Regions from separate parts of the Homo sapiens genome. Here region 2 is linked to region 1. The links are chromatin loops, found by intact Hi-C in ENCODE. Cell type or tissue: heart right ventricle. All regions are shown on one strand.

Region 1 (8,000 bases):
CCAGAACAACAAACTCAGGGCCTCCCCAGGAGCGACTCCAAGACTTGCAGGCCACTCTTGATCCTTCTGGTTGTGAAGTCCTGTCCCAGCCCTGCACTTGGCTGATACGCACCCCTTAACTTCTAGTGGGGGTTCCTCTAGCACAGCAGTTCTTGAAATGTGATCTGCAGTCTCCTGGGGGCTTCCTGAGACCACTCGGGGGGCTAGGATCAGAACTGTTTTAATAATAACACGGCCATGATTTGTTACCATGCCTCTTTGTTTGTGATGGCTTTCACATTGATGGTGTAGGAGCAGTGCGGAAACAAGCTGTGGGGCCTGCACTGACTCAAGACTGGCACCACACTGTGCTGGTCTTGTTGTAATTGAGTCTTCACCACCACACACACAGTACACACACACACACACACACACCAGTGTTGCATCAGAAAAAGCAGTAAAAATCAACTTTATTAAGTCCTGACCCATGAGTCCACAGCTTTTTAAGATCCTTTGTGACGAAATGAGGCACACATGAAGTATGTCAAATGGAGTTTGATGCTGTCGTGAGGAAAAGCACACGTGCATTCATTTGAAGTGTGGGCCGAACTAGCTGCCTTTTTCATGGACTCCATCTTCACTTAAAGAACAACTGGCACACACCGTGGTTATTCAGATTTGGATATTTAGCATACACTTTCTTGAAAATGAGCAAAGTGAACTTGCTACTTCAAGGGAAACAACTGACCTTTTATTTTTGTATATGTTGCTGTTTCTATATTTGTTAGTGCTTTGTTGCCAGTGATGAAATTCAAGCTTTCAAATGATGATTAGCGTTAACAATATTTAGTGACTTTAATGACATTGGTAGTGATACCAGCAATGTGATTTAAAAAAATATATATTGTTCAATGAGATGTGTCAACATTGGTAGATCTGCATTACAGGAACCCGTATTTTCAGGTGACCCACACATGATGTTAAGAAATCATGTCTATGTAAAAGACCCATTCCAAATGCAAGGTACACCAATGACTTCTAATGTAACACATTAGAAAAAAACCATTGTTAAGGCTTCCAATTCCTGTGGCAACTAACCCTTAAGAAACTACCACTTGTCGGTCAAGTGCGGTGGCTCACACCTGTAATCCCAGCACTTTGGGAGGCCGAGGCGGGCAGATGACGAGGTCAAGAGATTGAGACCATCCTGGTCAACATGGTGAAACCCCATCTCTACTAAAAATACAAAAATTAGATGGGTGGCATGCCTGTAGTCCCAGCTCCTCAGGAGGCTGAGGCAGGAGAATCGCTTGAACCCGGGAGGCGGAGGCTGCAGTGAGCCAAGATTGCGCCACTGCACTCCAGCCTGGTGATAGAGCGAGACTCTGTCTAAAAAAAAAAAAAACCTACCACTTGTCAAGTCTTGATGTAGTATTAGTCCATTGTGCTTCTCTAACAGAATACCTGAGACTGGGTCATTCATAAAGAAGAGGAATTTATCTCCTTACAGTTCTGGAGGCTGGTGTCTTAGTCTATTTGTGTTGCTATAAATTACCTGAGGCTGAGTAATTTATAAAGAAAAGAGAGTATTTGGTTCCTGGTTCTGCAGGCTTTATAGGATGGCACGGTGCCAACATCTGCTTCTGTTGAGGGCCTCAGGCTGCTTCCATTCATGGTGGAAGGCACGGGGGGTCTCTGTGCAGAGATCACATGGCGAGAGAGGGGGTGAGAAGGGGAGGGGAAGCGCTGGGCTCTTTCTGACAACCAGCAAGGATGCGGGGACTAACAGAGTGAGAAGTCACTCGCTTCTCCTCCACCCCAGGGAGGGCATTTATCTATTCATGAGGAATCCACCTCCCATGTCCCAAACAACTCCCATTAAGCCTCACCATCAGTCATCAAAACTGTGGTGCTTGGGAAGTCCAGGATCAAGGCACTGCCAGCATCTGGCAAGGGCCTTCTTGCTGTGTCATCCCATGGTGGAAGGGCCGCGGGGAGAGGCACCCACAAAAGACTAGCTAATCCTCTTACAAGGAATCCGCTCCCAAGATAGTGATTTGTAGCCAGTCTGTCAGAAGCGCAGGTCGCAAGCTAGGAATTGCGATGATCAGAAGTGGGGGGCAGTCATGGAACTGAGCCCTCAACCTGTGGGATCTGACACGGTAGCATCAGACTTGAATGCCACTAGAAGACGTCCACCTGGTGTCCGCTGCAGAACTGACTGCTTGCTTGTTATTGGGGAGAAACCCCCACATGTTTTGCCACAGAAGTCTTTTCTGTTGATTGTTATGGTGTGAAAGCAGAGGAGAAACAGGTTTTTTCTCCACACCTTCACATGCCACAGAACCCAGAGGGTGTGGAGGGGTAGACTTTGCAGAGGCCTCTGGTCTTCCATAGGAGTGACTTACTATTAAGTTTGTGATTGACTTGTAAAGATTTTCAAACAGGCACCTATTTTGTTTGCAATTAATAAATCCAAGATTTAAAGCAAGAAGGCCAAGAAGCCTCTCTTGGATTTGTCAGGGCTGCAAGTTGACTTCAGTGGGCTCCCCAGACCCCGCAAGTCTCCCCTTCCTCCTCTGTTGGGAACTGGGCAGATCCCCAGGTCTCCTAGCCCCCTCCCTCACCAGCACCTTCCCACAGCAGAGGTGCTGGGGCTGCATTTTCAGATCAGACATTTTCCATTTTGTAGCTTAATTTGAACAGTACTCGTTTTATTGGAAAACTATTTTGCTTCTGATCGTGTGATTGAAAGATTATTCTTGTAGTTTTTATTACACCCTACACAACATGGTTTTGTGGGAATGCATGTTTGATTTTGTATTGGAAGGCACTGGGAGAATGGGTGTTTGAATTCGGGAAATCTTCATGAGCTGTTTTCCAGATCCTCTCCTTGGTAGAGAAGGACCTGCCCTGCAGTCTCTGCTGGGGTTCAGGAAGGCAGCAGGAGGACGCATGTGGATATGGAGGGGTGAGGGGGAGCAGTGAGTAGCAGGCATGGCCCTAGGTGGGGAAGACACGGAGGAGCAACAGGGCCCTGCGGCCCCCGGTGAGGGGCAAAGAGAAGGTGGGCTCTGGTGTGGCCATCGAGCTGGAGGGGAAGCCAGCCCTGTGCAGGTCCAGACCCTTCCCTGTGGCCTGCATTTTCTGTACCCAGGTTGGGTGAACACCAAAGGAGGGCTATGCCCTGTGGGCTTACACCCTATCATCATGGGCAAGGCTGTATGTGGAATTCCAGAAATAGAATTTTTGAGCTCTAGGAGATCATAGGATTATATCTGTTGACTTTGATGAAAAGATGGGCCAGAGAAAGGCAACACCTGCATTCTCAGAGATGGGGTGTGTGTGCACACGTGTGTGTGTGTGTGCTCCCTGCAAGGGACCCAGGCTGGGATCTGCAGGTGCTTCAGTGACTCACCAAGCACAGTGCAGCTTATTTTCCTGGTCTGCTCAGAGCATCCCAGGGCCTGGACCATTCCCCGATGAGCAAGACCACTGCAGACCACAGTGTTGGGCCACTTGGTGGACGGTGGTGCCACCCAGAGGCGCCAGAGAGCATTTTCTGGGAGTCTGGGAGTTTGTAGCAGGGGCTGGCACTTATTCCAACTCAACGTATTGGAGCAGTTTTCCAGACGCAGGTAAAGCCCCATGAAAGGCTGCCCTCTTCTCCCCTGCAGGAGGGCACCTGGCAGGCTAGGAGCAGCCTGGGCAAGGGACCCCAGGACCAGCCCCAAGAGGCACTGCTGCTACTCCCTGTTCTGTTTTTTTTTTTTTTGTTTTTTGAGACAGGGTCTCGCACTGTTGCCCAGGCTAGAGTGCAGTGGCCTGATCATGGCTCACTGTATCCTCTGAGTCTTGGGCTCAGGTGATCCTCCTGCCTCAGCCTCCCCAGTAGCTGGGACTACAGGCATACATTATCATGCCTAATTTAAAAATTTTTCTTTTGTAGAGACAAGAGTCTTGCCATGTTGACCATGCTGGTTTCGAACCCCTGGCCTCAGTTCATCTGCCAGCTTCAGTCTCCCAAAGTGCTGAGATTAGATTACAGGAATAAGTCCCTGCACCTGGCCACTGCTCCCTTTTCTTAACCCTGTGCCATTGGAATTCACTGTGCAGGCAGGAGGGTGGGAGAGTCATGCTGGGGTCCTAGACTTATGCCCCGCCCCATCCTTTTCTAGGCCTCCATGTCTTCTGTGGATAATAAGGCAACTCAGAAGAGGTGTAATTTCTGAACACTTGGAAAGATGTTCTGTCTCCTGATTGCCAAAGAAATGCATATAAAAATAAGTGACATTTTAATATGAAAATTAATAACTGGCACTATAAATTGGCATCCTTTCAAAAAGGCATAAAATGCTCATGTCCTTTGACCTAGTCATCTCACTCTGACAAGCTTAGCCTGAGGAGATAATCTAACAAAAGGGAAAGAGCGGTGGACAGAGGTGTTCTCTTGTATTTCATGAAAGCAGCAAGTAGGGCCTTGCCTAAATGTCTTAATAGGGTTTGGTCAAGTATGCCCATTTTGTGGAATATTAATATCAACGGTCACGGAGTCTTGTAAGATGGAATATGTGTGACACAGCATTAAAAGGATTTACCAGCCTGGTCAATGTGGTGAAATCCCTTCTCTACTAAAAAAATACAAAAATCAGCCAGTCGTGGTGCCGTGTGCCTGTAGTCTCAGCTACTTGGGAGGCTGAGGCAGGAGAATCGCTGGGACCCGGGAGGCAGACGTTGCAGTGAGCCAGGATCGCGCCACTGCACTCCAGCCTGGGCAACAGAGCAAGACTCTGTCTCACAAAAAAAAAAAAAAAAAAAAAAAAAGGATTTAAAACTGTCAGGACAGCAACTATATTTTTATATGGTATGGGCTGGGCGCAGTTGCTCCTGCCTGTAATCCCAACACTTTAGGAGGCCGAGGCAGGAGGATTGTTTGAGGCCAGGAGTTCGAGACCAGCCTGGGCAACATAGTGAGACCCCCGTCTCTACAAAACAAAACCAAAAGGTACAGGTGCCTGTGCATACAGACCAGCAGGGACATGTGGAGATGGGCTGCAGTAGGACTAATTTTCTTTTCCCTCATTTTTTTTAAAAATAAGTTTTATTGACATAATTTACGTACCATTCAATTCACCCATTTAAAGTGTACAATTCAGTGGTTTTTAGTTATTCACAGAATCGTTCAACTGTTGCTACAATCGGTTTCAGAGCATCTTCGTTACCCCAGAAGGAGATTCCATGTTCCCCATTTCCCCTCTCCCCCAGACCTAAACAGCTACTAATGTACTTTCCGTTTCTATGGGTTTGCCTATTGGGGACATTTCATATAAGTGAAATCATACAGTATGTGGCCTTTTGTGTCTGGCTTCTCTCACCAAGCATGTTTTCAGAGTTCATGCTGTAGGGTGTCAGTGCTTCCTTCCTTTTTATAGCCGAATCGTCTTCCATTGTCTGGGCAGCCTACGGTTTTGTTTATCCACTTTGTTGATGGACATTTGGGTTGTTTCCACTTTTTGGCTATTATGATTCATGCTGCTGTGAACATTTGTGTACAAATTTCTGTGTAGACAGGTTTTCATTTCTTTTGGGCAGATAACTAGGGGTGGAATTGCTGGGTCATCTGGTAACTCTAGGTTTAACCTTTTGAGGAACTGCCAGACTGTTCCTCAAAAGGGGAACAGGGGCTGGCAGTTCTTCAAAAGGTTTGCAGGGGCTGTCCCCTACCAGCAGTGTATGAGGGTTCCAGTTTTTCTACATAATGCCTATTACTGTCTTTTTAAATTTTAGCCATCCTAGTAGATAGGAAATGGTCTCCTTGTGGTTTTGGTTTTCATTTCCCTTATGAAAAGACGCTCAGTAGTTTTTCATGTGCTTTTGGCCATTTGTCTTTTGAGAAGTCTTTGTTCAAATCCTTTTAAAAATTGGGTTGTCTTTCTGTTATTGAGTTGAGTTCTTTGTATTTCTTAATACAAGTCCTTTATCAGATCTATGAATTATAAAATGTGATGGTATCCTTTGAAGCACAAGAGTTTTTCATTCTGATGACATCCACTTTAAGTTTTCTTTCTTTTGTTGCTTTGCTTTTGGTGTCATATCTAAGAAACCACTGCCTAATCGAAGGTCATAAAGATTGATGCCTGCATTTTCTTCTAACAGCTTTTTGATCTCTTTCAGTTTTCAAACTTCCATGGTACTTTATAGTTGAACCCAAGAGCTTGGACTTGGTTCCTCTGGCCCTGCCCCTGATTTGTTAAACTTTATATTCAAACTTATGTGCCCTCCATCCCCTGCAGGTGCTGGGCTGTCTGGGAAACACTCCTTTCCCTGTATTTTTTGTTCCACTGAAACTGATTTTTGTCTCATTTTATTACTTTTAGCTAAGGTAACTGAACCCCACTTCCCAAGTCCTTTATGATGCTAAGTAAGAGCAAAAGCTTCCCACCTTTCTGAGCTGTGCTCAGAGAGTTTGGTGACAGAAATGAGGGAAAAGATTTCACTTGACTCTTCTTCCCCCTGACCCCCACCTCAACAAACAAACCAGAAGGGCACAGGCCAGAGCACAGCTTGCCTGGCAGTCCAGTCCTCATGCATGGGAGCTCAGGCCTGGTGGGAGGGGAGGCAGAGGGCCCAGCCGTGGCCCTTGGGTGCCAGCAGTCCTGGGGGAGGGAGGAAGCAGACCTGCGACGGGACCGAGGAATGGAGGGGTGGTCGGGTGTGTGGATGGCAGAGTGACAGCTAGGGAGAAGCCGGATGTGGAAGGGGAGGAACTGTGTGGTATGCCCAGGCCCCTGGGCCCAGCCCTGGCTTGGCAGCCCTTGCTCCCTGCTGAGGGCCCTGCCTTTCCTTCCCCTGAAACAGCTCCCGGAGCCCTGCCTGTTCCCTGTCCATCCAGGCCAGCAGCTGAAGGAGCCTCACCTGCCTCCCTTCTCTGAGTAGCACGGATTTGAGGTAAGAAATCCCCCAGAACCCCCATTCCCAGTGCAGCCTGTGGCAGAGATCGGTCCAGTGTCTCCTCCGACTGCCTTAGTGCCCGCTAAACGTTTGGGGAGGGGAGAGCTCGGTGCCAAACTGCTCTCGTGTGGGGCAAGTGCTGAGTTAGGCTCCTTGGGGGACTTTACCTCACTGGGCCCTGCTTCCTGGGTTCTGTCCTTGCCCTTCAGCTTCCAAACAGGGAAGAGCAGGTGACTACTGAGAGGTGAGGATGGTGGCTCTGGGCTAGGTGGCCCTGGGAAAGGTGGGGGATCCCCAGTGCCTGGAGGCAGACCCTTCTGAGGATGGTCACACGCCTTGTGCAGCATCTTGGCCACCCCACAGGGCTGAAGGAGAAGGAACCTGGCTGGGAGCTTAGTTCATGTCTGGGTTTTCCCTCCATGTCCAGGAGAAGCAGCGAAGATGTCCAGCGAGCCTCCCCCTCCTTATCCTGGGGGCCCCACAGCCCCACTTCTGGAAGAGAAAAGTGGAGCCCCGCCCACCCCAGGTAGGGGGTCACTGTTCCTGAGGCTCCATATTGCAGCCCCCTGCCGCCATGGCATGGTTGGGACTCTCTAAGTGGTGATGCCCACTCCAGGGTTACCCCTGGGCCCCATCTGTGTCCCAAAACAGTGGCCTCTGGTCGAGCTCATCGTGCAGAGGCTCCAGCTCAGTCTCCTCTTTCTGCCTCTCTCTGTCCAGGCCGTTCCTCCCCAGCTGTGATGCAGCCCCCTCCAGGCATGCCACTGCCCCCTGCGGACATTGGCCCCCCACCCTATGAGCCGCCGGGTCACCCAATGCCCCAGCCTGGCTTCATCCCACCACACATGAGTGCAGATGGCACCTACATGCCTCCGGGTGAGTGGGGAAGGGATCTGAGGGGAGCATGGGGAACTCCTGGCTGCTGTCTGGCCTGCGCTGGCTGTCCTCAGTACAGGTGGGCATCTGCTGTAGGGCAGGGACTCCAACACGCCCAACCAGCCCTTGCCTAGGGCTCAGGCTGTGTGTGGACAGGGACTGTGGACGTGGGAAGGTGGGACTGCTCTTATTCA
Region 2 (8,000 bases), 68 kb before region 1:
AGTATTTTTTTTAAGTTACAGAAATGGTGACATTTCACTAATAAATATTTGAGTGTGATAACATTTTATTATATAACCACAACACTATTATCATGTTTAATACAATTAGCAACTATTCCTGAATTGGATGTCATCTCCAGCCCATTTGTAGATGTGGTTCAATTAAACCAGGAAACAAGTAAAATCTCTTCATGTGTTGCTTTTGGTTGTTCTGCGCCCATTTTTTTTTTTTTTTGTGAGATAGGGTTTCACTCTGAGTGCCTGCCAGGGTGCTCCTGCTGCCCAGGCTGGAGTGCAGTGGCACGATTTTGGTTCACTGCAGTCTCAACCTCCCAGGCTCAGGTATTCTCTCACCTCAGCCTCCTGAGTAGTTGGAAATGCAGGTATGTGCCACCACACCTGGCTTTTTTTTTTTTTTGGTAGGGGGACAGAGTTTCACCATGTTGCCCAGGCTGGTCTTGAACTCCTGGGCTCAAGTGATCTGCCTGCTTTGGCCTCCCAAAGTACTGGGATAACAGGCGTGAGCCACCACAACTGGCTGCAATGTCTTTTATGATGGAAGGTGGTCACCCTCCATCATCTCTCTAATATCCTGTAGGTTACACAAGCTGGTCCCATTCAATGTGGGAGGGGGCTAAACAACTGTGTGAATACCAAGAGGTATGGTTGGCGACCGCCCTGGAGGCTAACTATGCCACTCTCCTGGCTGCGTAAGTGCAGGGATGTGGGGTGGAGGAGGAGAGTCTCTGAGGGACTGTGACAGTCATTCATTTATTCATTCATCGTTTACTGACTGCCAGTGATGTGTCAGACCCCGGGGAAGTGTCTAGAGGAGTCACAGCCCCTTCCTCATAGTAGACTGGAACAGTTGGTCCAACAACAGTGCTACATGGTTCTTGCAACTGAGGTGGCTGGACTGGCCCAAAGAGGTTAAATTAGGTTTAGAATCAGGCAGCTCTGGGTTTGAGTCTCAAGCTCCACCATGAGCAGCAGCGTTTCCTGAGGGAAGTATAATAACCTCTCTGAGGCTCAGTGTTCTCCTCTGTGAAATGGGGATCAATTCATTTATTGACTATGTATGGGGCAGGTGCCCAGAGTGAGGCCCTGTATGAAAAAAAAAAAAAAAAAAAAAAAAGACATTGCTGCTTCTTCCTTCCCCTCTTGGATCATTTGATCTGGGAGATGTCAGCTGCAATGTCATGAGGACTCTCAAGTGGCCCAAAGGCAGAGTCCATGGGATGAGGAACTGAAGAGTGTTACCAACAGCCATGTGAGGGAATCTCTTTGAATTGGCTCATCCAGCCTCATTCGAGCCTTCAGATGAGACCAGCCCTGGATGACATCTTGACTGCAATTTCACAGGAAACCCTGAGCCACCCAGCTAAGTTGCTGGGTCACTCCCAAATTCTTGCTCCTCCTAAACTGAAAACGTTTGTTGTTTGCAGTTGCTAAGTTCTGGGTTAATTTGTTAGGAATAAAGTGAAAATCAACATGGGGGCATTCACCTTGGTGTTCACGTCCTTGCTGAGCTCCTCCATAGCCTTCTTCCAGCTGTCCTCATGGATCGTGACCTTGAAGAGTATGCCCTGAATCATCTCGTTCAGCTCCAAGGCCACAGTCTCCAGGTCAACGCGGCTTGCCTTGCCTGCCAGGGCACTCCTGTCAGCTTTCTAGGGAGACAGGGAGTTCAGGGAGGCATGGCTGCTGGGATGGAGGAAGGCAAAGCTGGGAGACATCACACCCCTTGGGTCTGATGCTTCTAGTTTGGGACTCTGGACTTTTAGCCTTGGCTTAAATGCAACCCTGGGGTCTACGTGGATTCAAACACGATCTCGAGATCAAAGCCAAGGTTTTCCTATAACAGGGAAGTTGATGTATTTTATTATTATGTGTTTTTTTGAGACAGGATCTTGTTCAAGGTTGCCCAGGCTGGATTGCAGTGGCACAATCATAGCTCACTGCAGCCTCCACCTCTTGGGCTCAAGGGATCCTTCCACCTCAGCCTCCTGAGTGGCTGGGACTACAGGCATGTTCCATCATGCCCAGTTCATTTTTTTATTTTTTTGTAGAGATGTGATCTTCCTATGTTTCCCAGGCTGTTCTCAAACTCTTGGCCTCAAGTGATCCTATCTTCTCGGCCTCCCAAAGTGCTGGGATTACAGGTATGAGCCACCCTGTGCACAGCTGATGTGTGATTTTCAAGTAGAGTGTTAATAATCCTCAATTGCTGAAAATGGGAGTTGATGTGCCTCCTGTTTTCCTTTCTTTTCTTTCTTTTTCTTTCTTTCTTTTTTTTTTTTTTTTTTTGAGACAGAGTTTTTGCTCTTGTTGCCCAGGCTGGAGTGCAATGGCATGATCTTGGTTCACTGCAACCTCTGCCTCCCAGGTTCAAGTGATTCTCCTGCCTCAGCCTCTCAAATAGCTGAGATTACAGTTACCTGCCACCACGCCTGGCTACTTTTTGTATTTTGACTAGAGACGGAGTTTCATCATGTAGGCCAGGCAGGCTGGTCTCGAATTCCTGACCTCAGGTGATCCACCCGCCTTGGCCTCCCAAAGTGCTGGGATTACAGGCATGAGCCACTGCGCCCAGCCAACTCCTGGTTTCAATATGAACAAAGGGGGAGGGAAATTCTGGAAGACTCTTTGGTGGGCTTTGCCTGGATGGTGCCGTTTCCCTGGGTAGGGGAGCAGGGAAGGCAGAGGAACCTCTGCTCACTCACCTCTCTCAGCTCCTCCTCCATCGTGCTCTTATTCACCTTGTTCATTTCCAGTCTTTTGATTTGAGCCTGGAGAGTCTAAGAACAGAAGCACAGGCATGTCTGCCATCCTGGAGAGCCTTGAGGATAAAATGTCAACCTCCCACCTCTACCATTACCATATGCTGGGGAGGGATAGCAGGCCGTGTGGACAGCAGGCAGGTGGGCATGGGCGTTACAAGACTCAGGCTCAAGGGCTCCAGGTGCCCAGATGAAAAGGGAAGGAACGTGCGACTTGGGACAAGCTGTCCCCTCAGAGATGGTATCATAGGAACTTTCCTCCACGGGGAGTTAGACCCAAGGAAGGAAAGCACAAACCAATGTGGACGATTTCGCTCCCTGGATGTTTAAGGCATGTTTACTACTTCTGATCTGTCCTGGGGTCCCAGCAGGAACTCCAGTCTACTATGAACTGAGCACTTATCACAGCCACACACACTGTGCTCAAGCGTTAGGGAAAAACCTCACGTCCTATCCCCACAACTCCACAAAGAACCAACTGCCCCCATGAATTCCACCCTCTCTCCAATTACTACATCCCCATTGTAATAGGAGCAGCAGCTGGTCAGCTTGGGAAGAGCCTCCATTTCCCCAGAGGGTCGGGCCATAGTTCCTGCAAAGCTGCAAACAGGCTTCTACTTCTCTCTTCCTGTCGGGTGTCCCGCTCACGCTTACGAACAGAACTCTGGACTTTTAGCTGGAACCCAGCTGCCCAGAATCAAGACTCCATTTCACAGCCTCTCTTATAGCTTAGTGTGGCCACTGGGGTGTCAACAGAAGTGAATGGGTATCTTTAACATGTTTTGTTTTGTTTTGTTTTTTACAGAATCTGCTCTGTCGCCCAGGCTGGAGTGCAGTGGCGCCATTTCGGCTCACTGCAACCTCCGCCTCCCGGGTTCAAGAGATTCTCCCACCTCAGCCTCCCGAGTAGTTGGGGTCACTGACACCCAACACCACGCCTGGCTAAGTTTTGTATTTTTAGTAGATATGGGGTTTCACCATGTTGGTTACGATGGTCTCGAACTCCTGACCTCAAATGATTCGCCTGCCTCAGCCTCCCAAAGTGCTGGGATTACAGGTGTGAGCCACCGCGCCTGGCTCCAATATGTAGTTTTCTATCCTTCCCTCTCTCTATTATCCTGAGTCTCCTGTGTCCATTATCCTGCTCGGTCTGTCTTTTCACACCTATGGCTTAGCTCATTTACAAGTGAGAACATGCAGTCTTTGCTTTCCACTCCTGAGTTGCTTCACTTAGAATAATGACCCCGGCCTCCATCCAAGTTGCTCCAAAGCCAAGGGACACCTTGAACCACCAGAAGCTGGGAGAGGCGAGGAGGCCCCTCTGAGCTTTCAGGTGGAACACAGCCTATGACACCTTGATTTCAGAATTCCCGCCTCCAGAACCCCAAGAGTGATTTGCCGCAGCAACCGCAGGGAACTGATCCAACCAGCAGGTGGCAGAATCAGGATTCAAACCTAGGCACGTCTGTTCCAAAGCCTGGGCTCTGAACCACAGCCACTCCAGGCCCCCTCCCAGCCCAGCAGGCTTGGGCTCGTTTCTTTGCTGAGTCTCTGTTACCTCCTCTTTATTTTAATTTTAATTTTTTTATTTTAATTTTTTGAGGCAGGCTCTTGCTCTGTCACTCAGGCTGGAGTAAAGTGGCTTGATCACAGCTCACTGCAGTCTCAGCCTTCCAGGCTCAAGCAAGCCTCCTGCCTCAGCTTCCAGAGGAGCTGGGACTGCAGGTGACACCACCTACCTGGATTTTTTTTTTTTTTTTTTTTTGTAGAGACAGGGGTCTCACTATGTTGCCTCAGGCTGATCTGGAACTCCTAGGCTCAAAGGATCCTCCCCCATCAGCCTCCCAAAGTGCTGGGATTACAAGAGCCATCAAACCTGGCCTTATTTATGCTTTTTATTTTTATTTTTTGAGACAGGGTCTCAGTCTGTCACCCAGGCTGGAATGCAGTGGTGCGAGCTCAGCTCACTGCAACCTCCACCTCCCAGACTCCAGTGATCCTCCCACCTCTGCTTCCCCAGTAGCTGGGACTATAGGTGCAAGCCACCATGCCAGGCTATATTCATGTTTTATAATCTTATTATTTTGGCTGGGCGCAGTGGCTAATGCCTGTAATCCCAGCACTTTGGGAGGCTGAGGTGGGTGGATCACTTGGGGTCAGGAGTTCGAGACCAGCCTAGCCAACATGGTGAAACCCCATCTCTACTAAAAATACAAAAAAATTGGCTGGGCACGGTGGCTCACGCCTGTAATCCCAGCACTTTGGGAGGCCGAGGCAGGCAAATCACCTGAGGTCAGGAGTTCAAGACCAGCCTGGCCAATGTGGTGAAACCCTGTCTCTACTCAAAATAAAAAATTAGCCGAGTGTGGTGGCAAACGCCTGTTACCCCAGCTACTCGGGAGGCTGAGGAAGGAGAATCACTTGAACCCGGGAGGCAGATGTTGCAGTAAGCCAAGATTGCGCCATTGCACTCCAGCCTGGGCAACAGAGTGAAATTCTGCCTCGAACAAAAACAAAAAACAAACCAAAAAAACCACAAAAATTAACTAGGCATGGTGGCACACGCCTGTAGTCCCAACTGCTCAGGAGGCTGAGGCAGAAGAATTGCTTGAACCCGGGAGGCGGAGGTTACAATGAGCCAAGATTGCGCCACTGCACTCCAGGCTGGGCGACAGAGCGAGACTGTATCTCAAAAAAAAAAATTAGCCAGGCATGGTGGCACACGCCTGTAGTCCCAGCTACTCAGGAGGCCGAGGTGGGAGGATCACTTGAGCCTGGGAGTTCAAGGCTGCACTGAGCCATGATTAGGCCACTACACTCCAGCCTGGGGGACAGAGCAAGACCCAAAACGACACTGGGAAACCTAAGTCTTACATGTAAGTCACATGGTGGAGAGCAAGACAGAGACACAGTCATGAGATCTTGCTCCCATCCTGCATTTGTCACCGTGCTACTGCCTTGTGTCATCTAGAGGATTGCTATCGGACTTAAGACTTACTGTTATTCCTTGAAATGGTTTTCCTAACACTGGTTGTGGAGTAATCCATCCTTCCTGTAGTGGTCATATGCTAAATTCTTGTAAATCTTAGATCTGGTCTTCTTGGCCTATTTTTTTTTTTTTTTTTTTTTTTTGAGATACAGTCTTGCTCTCTCGCCCAGGCTGGAGTGCAGTGGTGCGATCTTGGCTCACTGCAGCCTCCGCCTCCTGAGCTGAAGCAATTCTCCTGCCTCAGCCTCCCAAGTAACTAGGATTACAGGCATGCGCCACCACGCCTGGCTAATTTTTTTGTATTTTTAGTAGAGACACGGTTTCACCATGTTGGCCAGACTGGTTTCAAACTCCTGACCTCAAGTGATCCGCCCATGTCGGCCTCCCAAAGTGCTGGAATTACAAGTGTGAGCCACCATGCCCAGTCTTCTTGGCCTATTGATTTGCCTATTCCCACACTTGTTCTACATTATTTTTTATTTTTCTTCTTTAACTATTGGTAATACAAACCATTTGTGTGGTTCAAAATCCTAAGACTGTATTTTAGTTTACTTTAGTTTTTGAGACAGAGTCTCACTCTGTCACCCAGGCTGGAGTGCAGTGGCATGACCTCAGCTCACTGCAACCTCCACCTCCTGGGTTCAAGTGATTCTCCTGCCTCAGCCTCCCTGGTAGCTGGGACTATAGGCGTACGCTGCCACATCTGGCTAATATTTTTATTTTTATTTTTTTAGCGATGGGGCCTTGCCGTATTGTCCAGGCTCGTCCTGAAGTCCTGGCCTCAAGGGATCCTCCTGCCTTGGCCTCCCAAAGTGCTGAGATTTTTCCCAAGATGGAGTTTTGCTCTTGTTGCCCAGGCTGGAGTGCAATGACACAATCTCGGCTCACTGCAACCTCTGCCTCCCGGGTTCAAGCGATTCTCCTGCCTCAGCCTCCCGAGTAGCTGGGATTACAGGCACCCGCAACCACGCCCAGCTGATTTTTTTGTGTTTTTAGTAGCGATCGGCTTTCATCATGTTGGTCAGGTTGGTCTTGAACTCCTGACCTCAGGTGATCCGCCTGCCTCAGCCTCCCAAAGTGCTGGGATTACAGGCGTGAGCCACCGAGCCTGGCCAGCAATGAAATCTTCATAGCACAAGAGCCAGGAAGCTGGGACAACGGTCCTGGGACAAGGGATGTGCTCTGTTTTGGCACACGTGGCAGGGCTTCATCAGCTTCAGAGTCTTTCTAATAAGTGACAACTACGGACACGCAGGCAGACACTGCAGCCCCTGCTCACCCCCATGCAGGGTCTGGCGTAGTGCTGGGTGCACGATGGACATGCTGAATGGAACTGGCTCCAGCTCCATGGAGAAAGGGCACCAAGATGACCCCAGGACATGGTGGCCTGGGTCTCTCTGAAGAGGAGTGTTGGCAGGAGACCTGGTTCCTGGCCAGTGGTGCACAGTCTGAGCACGTACCCCTGCATGCAGTCCACCCACACTCGGCCCAGCATCTCCAGAGACAGCCAACCCTCCTGTCCACCCCCACTTCATAGGCTGTGAATTGGTTCCCCTTTAATGAGTTATTTTCCATTCAAAGTTGCCTCAAATGGGTCCCAGCCTGATTACAGTGTGCCAGCCTTGGGGTCAGCCATACGCCATGGGTTTCCTTGGTCCCTTTTCCCCCAACACACCCCAGTGCATCCCAGCAACAGCCCCCCGACTTGGAAGCCTTCACGGAAACAACCTTGGTGGGTTATTATTTATTTATTTATTTATTTATTTATTTATTTATTTATTTTTTGAGACTGAGTCTTGCTCTTGTCGCCCAGGCTGGAGTGCAATGGCGCAATCTTCGCTCACTGCAACCTCCGCCTCCCGGGTTTAAGTGATTCTCCTGCCTCAGCCACCCGAGTAGCTGGGATTACAGGCATCCGCCACCATGCCCGGCTAATTTTTGTATTTTTAGTAGAGACGGGGTTTCACTATGTTGGCCAGGCTGGTCTCGAACTCCTGACCTCAGGTGATCCGCCTGCCTCAGCCTCCCAAAGTGCTGGGATTACAGGTGTGAACCACCGCGCCTGGCCGTTAGTGAGTTTTTTGCTTTTTGCTTGTTTCTTTGCTTTCTTTTTTTGAGATGGTCTTTCTGTGTCACCCAGGCTGGAGTCAGTGATGCAGTCACAGCTCACTGCAGCCTCAACCTCCCATGCTGAAGCAATCCTCCCACCTCAGCCTCCCAGGTAGCTGGGA

What was found. Hi-C counts contacts between places; a loop is a spot of excess contacts. Peaks named below come from ENCODE experiments on the same cell type or tissue, not always from the same donor. Only the 100,000 strongest peaks of a DNase experiment are listed, where the experiment ranks them.
Region 2: a loop joins it to region 1, with 2.8 times the contacts of the local background. A loop is called at or near these places in 58 of 110 quality-filtered maps.

Annotation. Positions count from the first base shown.
Region 1 is chr16:4,513,502-4,521,501 of GRCh38, reverse strand. It overlaps CDIP1 (cell death inducing p53 target 1), which reads left to right. Exons shown (of 6, transcript NM_013399.3): 2 at 6,838-6,927; 3 at 7,358-7,456; 4 at 7,651-7,806. The coding sequence starts at 7,372. Among named protein-coding and RNA genes, the nearest start is that of CDIP1, 21 kb to the left of the region's middle. RefSeq lists enhancers at 6,703-7,230, 7,231-7,757, 7,758-8,000. In heart right ventricle, a CTCF peak has its summit at 3,514 (motif pointing left); a DNase peak (open chromatin) is centred at 3,540; H3K27ac peaks cover 4,237 bases.
Region 2 is chr16:4,581,837-4,589,836 of GRCh38, reverse strand. C16orf96 (chromosome 16 open reading frame 96) reads right to left here. Exons shown (of 16, transcript NM_001145011.2): 8 at 2,724-2,798; 9 at 1,506-1,670. Among named protein-coding and RNA genes, the nearest start is that of UBALD1, 29 kb to the left of the region's middle. RefSeq lists an enhancer at 4,186-4,686. In heart right ventricle, a CTCF peak has its summit at 4,213 (motif pointing right); a DNase peak (open chromatin) is centred at 4,196.